2 separate regions of the Homo sapiens genome follow, and region 2 is linked to region 1. The links are chromatin loops, found by intact Hi-C in ENCODE. Cell type or tissue: HCT116. All regions are shown on one strand. Links, peaks and the distances in the headings refer to the core of each region. The heading gives the core; the rest is flanking DNA.

The links. A loop is a pair of places that touch in the nucleus more often than their neighbours do. Peaks named below come from ENCODE experiments on the same cell type or tissue, not always from the same donor. Only the 100,000 strongest peaks of a DNase experiment are listed, where the experiment ranks them.
Region 2: a loop joins it to region 1, with 2.9 times the contacts of the local background. A loop is called at or near these places in 8 of 110 quality-filtered maps.

What each region holds. Positions count from the first base shown.
Region 1 is chr5:108,923,133-108,926,054 of GRCh38, forward strand. All of the region lies in intron 10 of FER (FER tyrosine kinase), which reads left to right. Among named protein-coding and RNA genes, the nearest start is that of FER, 180 kb to the left of the region's middle. In HCT116, for the core only: a CTCF peak has its summit at 1,429 (motif pointing right); a DNase peak (open chromatin) is centred at 1,399; H3K4me3 peaks cover 1,355 bases; H3K27ac peaks cover 317 bases.
Region 2 is chr5:108,640,710-108,643,631 of GRCh38, forward strand. No RefSeq gene overlaps it. Among named protein-coding and RNA genes, the nearest start is that of LINC01023, 86 kb to the right of the region's middle. RefSeq lists an enhancer at 1,619-1,913. In HCT116, for the core only: a CTCF peak has its summit at 1,750 (motif pointing right); DNase peaks (open chromatin) are centred at 1,526 and 1,772; H3K4me3 peaks cover 369 bases.

The DNA of each region.
Region 1 (2,922 bases), core at 297-2,796:
GAAAATGCTTTCTCCTAAGAAATTCTTTACCCTATATTGTCTTTTATTGTTTATTAAATATAAAATTTTATAAAATTATTCTCAGTGTACAAAATGAGATTTATTTTGATGGACGTGATATAAAGAATGGTTGTTGCGGACAATAAAATTTAAAAAGTGAGTATCCAAAAAAGAAAACTAGAGGAAATTATGCAAAAAGGCAAGAAAATTAAAAAATTTTTTTTTGATTGCATCTAATTATAAAGGGAGCCAAAGACTTTAAAGAAGGAGATGTTTATGTCAGAATTGTGACCCAGGGAAGTTTTACGGAGTAAGACTTTTGACTCTCTTGCTCTTTTCTATTTTTCTTATTTGGTTTCATAAAGTTTCTTGAACTTTGGTCCCTTAGAAAGAATGTTCTGTACAATGCCTGAATATGATACCTGGCATCTAGTAGTTGTATCTTTGTTTAAAAAAATGAATGAATAAAGCAGGGATTTATAAAGCAATTAACAAATCATTATAGAATAGGTTATCAAAAGTGGAGCCTTACTTTCCGATTAAACATTTATGGTTTTGAGTATCCCACTCTACTTCCTCTCTAGCCCTGACACTTCATTTTGTGTTAAGTGTAGTAGGTTTTTGTGGCAAGGAAATTTAAAATTTTTATTTCTGTTGAGACCTTAGAGATCATTTACACATAATTTATATTCTTTTCCTTTGAATGAAGAATTATAAAGTATTGGAGAGTTATACCTCAATAAAAAATAAAAAAAATTAAAACACATTGGATTAAGAAAAGCTTTGTAGCACAGCTATCTGCAAGGTTTTGTTTCAAGAAGTGCTTGAAAGTGAGGTATATTCTCAGAGACCTTGAGATCCAAAACCTAAAATAAGAAGACTTCTATATGTTTCTTAGGAATAAAATCAGGTATTTTATTTATCTAATTTAAAAAATCAAAGGCCAGGTGCAGTAAGCTCACACCTGTAATCCCAGCACTTTGGGAGGCCGAGGCGGGCGGATCACCTGAGGTCAGGAGTTCGAGACTAGCCTGGCCAACATGGTAAAACCCCGTCTCTACTAAAAATACAAAAAAATTTAGCCAGGCACGGTGGTGGGCACCTGTAATCCCAGCTACTCAGGAGACTCAGGCAGGATAATCACTTGAACCCGGGAAGCAGAGGTTGCAGAGAGTCAAGAGCATGCCATTGCACTCCAGCCTGGGCGACAAGAGCGAAACTCTGTCTCAAAAAAAAAAAAAAAAAAAAAATCAAGTAGAACAGAGATTTATTTCTTAGATAGTGTTTCTTTACTTAATGTACAAGGATTTTCCGTTTGTTGCTCGAAAACGCAACATTTGTTGGCTGTATCTGTTCCTTTAATCCAGAACTGACTAGTATACTTCCATGCCAACAGGGGGAGATAGTATGAAATAGGAGATCCAGATTTGCACCTCTCTTCTATCTTGCTTTTGCCTCACACAGGAAGGTTTGTTGGTAAATTGACTTCCTTGGGCCCACTGTCACTATCTCTTAGCTAAATTTTGAGATGGAGCAGAAAATGAAATGTCCTCATTGTAAGGATCAGCTGGAGTCTGGTTTCGGCTCCCAATCCTGTAAAACATGTGCTTTAATGTTCAGCTCTGAGCCTTCCACATCAGAAGTCCACAGAGATCAGGTAAGGAGAAGTTCTGCCACAGGCCTACTTTACCCAGGGCCCCAGACATTATCTAAGAGTCCAGCAGGTCATCTATTTTATGCGGCTGCTTCAAATGGGAAGGATAATTTCTCTTGACTTCTGAATCTGGTGGTAAACAAAATTCTTTTGAACAATGCTATCACTTAGATGCTAAACCAAAGCCACTGAAAAAAATGAAAGTGGCTTCTTTTCACATTTGTATTTTATTTCATTTGTTTCCTTAATTCACCTCTCAGTTTTGAGAAAAATATGTCCTTTCCAGTATTTCAATACATGGAAGGTAAAAGAGAGTGCAGTTTTATTGAATATTTGAGGAGAAACATGGCTCAGATTTTAAACTGAGCCATGTTTCTCCTCAAATATTCAACAAAGATGATATTAAGATTTCTATTTTTCAAATTTCAGTTTCTATTCTGGCTGGTGAGCTCAATTTAGCCTTGTTATTTTCAATGTCTGTCACCAAAGGAAACTAATAATGTTTTTCTTGAACATAGGTATTTAATAGTTGGTGACCATAACTGGTAAAGCTTTTCATTATGATATGTAGCTATATAGTTCAATGCTAATTTTGTAATCAATGTTTATGGTTTAATTTAGGAACTTGGAATACACTAATTCCTTACTCTTTTAATGTATAAAATATAATTTCTGTTACTAATAGGAATATAGCCCTATTTTAAATCTGTTGTGTTGGTGAAGAATTATATTTATATGTCATTTTGCGACTTAATTGCCTGCATTCTCTTGAGTCCCTTATTTAATGCCTCTCTTTTTTAGGCTTTCTTTTTTCAGATTCACTATATTAGGAAAACCTAATTCTGGTCTTCAAATAAGAATTGTCAATGCCAAAAAAGTTTATGTATTTTCTTTATTTTGAAGATAGTTGAAATACATACACGATTCTTGCTTTAATATTACTACATCCAGTGTTTGGGTTATGGTGTTCCAAATATGTGTCTTATATTATTGGATAAGTACTGTTTGTAAATATAATGACCATTACTTGTGTGCATAAGTTTTGCTTATCTGGTTTATAAATTTATAAAAATATTAGAGGATATTGAATCCATTGGGATCATCTTCTCCAAATTATCATTTTATATATAATAATGTCTCTGAAGCCTGAGGTAATTAATGACTCACATAGCTAGCTAGTGACTTGCATAACTTAAATTTTTTTAACTTTAAAAAAGTCTCGCTTTCTTGTTACCCTTCAATCTCTGATATATATTCTTTTATGATCC
Region 2 (2,922 bases), core at 323-2,822, 280 kb before region 1:
TGTTTGCATATATTATTTCATTTAGTCTTCACACTCACCTTGACTGGTTTATAAATGGAGAATCTTTCATGTCAAGAGGTTAAGTAACTTGCTCAAGGTCAAACAGCTAAGAAGTGACAGCAACAGGATTAAAATCTTGGCTGGGCGCAGTGGCTCATGCCTGTAATCCCAGCACTTTGGGAGGCCAAGGTGGGCGGATCACCTGAGGTCAAGGGTTCCAGACCAGACTGACCAACATGGAGAAACCCCGTCTCTACTAAAAACACAAAAATTAGCCGGGTGTGATGGCACATGCCTGTAATCCCAGCTACTCAGGAGGCTGAGGCAAGAGAATTGCTTGAATCTGGGAGGCAGAGGTTGCAGTGAGCCAAGATTGCACTCCAGCCTGGGCAACAAGAGTGAAACTCCATCTCCAAAACAAACAAACAAACAAACAAACAAACAAACAAAACAGGATTAAAAAAAAAAAACAGGATTGAAATCTTGCTATAATTTCAGGGCCAAGAGAAAGGCCTATTGTGAGTATAAGTTTATTACCCTACTGACTGATTGATGTATGAAATTTTGCTGTTAAAGCTAATTTTGTATAGTGGTTTTCCAAATGCATTCTTCCAAAAATTACCATTCTAAAGTTTTAGTGGTTTTTCAGTGGTTCTAGAAAATTTTATTGGAATTTCATTTATAAAACAGAGTTCTAATTTGAATGAAATGCATGTGTTATTTACCAACACCTGCAACACCACGAAAATATTCATTTAAATTCTATTGGTTAATTTCATAAGTAAATGTCACAAATTGGGACTTACAAAAAAAGAACCCTGTTTTTTAAAATAACACTTTTTGTGTTGTTCTATAATTGGAATTCTGTTACTGCCTTATTTCTCTGATTCTCTTTTCATCAATATTTACTGAAAGAAGTAATATTCTTTGATTACATTTCCTACACCCCCTTGCTCTCTGAAGCCCACTTCAATCAGAACTCAATCCTGTCCACTCCAACAAAGCTGTGATAGTCTGTGTCATGACTGCCTTGACGAAAGCCAGCCAGGACACCCAAATTCTGGGGTTATTTTTTGCTCTTACCTCACTGGCTCCTCAGAAACATTCAACACAGATAACAGCACCATTCTTCAAATCCTTTCCCCCATGGCTTCCAGGGCACTGTAGTTTCCTGGTTTCCTAACCTCCCTCTCCTGGTCCCCACCACTGGATCTTCTTCCTCACTTTGTCCCCTAATCTACCTGCTGATAACTGGCCCTTACCCTTAGTTTCAGAACCATATATTCAGCCCTTATTTGATATCTCCACAGGGAAGTTTAACAGAGTTCATATTTAATGTGTCCAAAACAATATTCTTGATCTTCCCCTCTCAACCTATTCCTCGCATATTGTGCCCCATCTTGGTAAATGACCTTACTGTCTACCCAGTTGCTCCGACTGAAAATATGAGAGTAACCCTTGACTCCTTTTCCTTTACTTTCCACAGCTAACTGACTGACAGGTCCTATCAGCTTTATCTCCAAAATGTATCCTGAGTCACTCTCTCCAGCCCTGCTGCTACCGTTCCAGTCCAAATAACCAACATTTCTTCTGAGTTTCTGCTCCAGCCTCCTGCTTCCACTCTTTCCCCTTCTCCAGTTCTCCATTCTCCCTGCCATAGCTCAGGGTTTCTCAAGCACGTCACGACGGACAGTTTAGGCTGCCTATTTCTTTGTTGTAGGGGGTAGTCCAGACATGGTAGGCTGTTTAGCAGCATCTTTGGCCTTTGCCCACTAGATGTCAGTAGCACTCCCCAGTGTGACAACTGAAGCTGTCTCCAGGCATGGACAAATGTCCCCAGGAGGCAAAAATCACCCCCTGTTGAGAATCCCTGCCATAGCATGAACAATTTTTACTTTTAAAAAATGAGTCATAATTAATGATAATGGTAAGTAGTAAAATTTAAAATAAAATAAAATAACAATAATAGTAATGTCACTTCTCTCATTTAAACCCTCCAGTGACTCCCCAAGTCTCTTACCACAGCCAGGAAGGCTCTGCATGATCTGGTTCCTGCCAACCTCTCTGACTTTAAGGCCCCCATGGCCTGATTTCTATTCCTTATATAAACAAACTCATTCTCACCTCAAGGCAATCACACTTGCTATTCTTTATATCTAGGGCACCTTTCCCTTAACTTCCTGCATGGCCACTTTCTTTACACAGTGGATCCAACTCCTCAGAAACTTCTCTCACCACCCTACCTCGTGTGTCCCCACATCACATTATCATGTCTGTTTTCTTCCCAGCATCTATAGTTAGTTACGTGAGATGACTTCATGTACATGTTTCCTTATCTGTCTCCTCAGCTACAATATAAACTCCTAGTCTTTTGTGCACACCACTATGTCTCCAGTGTCCTGAACAGTGCCAGGCACACAGTAGGTGCCCAAGAAATACTCACTGAGTTTTAAAATTCTTCAAGAGGCCAGGTGTGGTGGCTGTAATCTCAGTGCTTTGGGAGGCTGAGGCAGGAGGATGGCTCGAGGCCAGGAATTCAAGATCAAGGCAACGTAGTGAGACTCCATCTCTAAAAAAATTATTAAAAATTAGCCAGGTATGGTGTCTTGTGCCTGTAGTCCCAGCTATTTGGTAGGCTGAACCAAGAGGATTGCTTGAGCCCGGGAGTTTGAGGCTGCAGTGAGCTAAGATTGTGCCACTGGACTCCAGTCTGAGCAACAGAACAAGACCCTGTTTCTAAAAAAAATAAAATAATGATGATTCGTCATGTCTTGGATTAACATACTGATGTGGTTATATGCAAAGCTTCTCAGTCTAAATGTTTGCAAGTATTTTTAGTAGAACAGGAGACTGGTCACACACAGCTCAAATAAATTCTCATGTTGACATTATGCATTTGATGGGATGCATGTGGAGAATGTC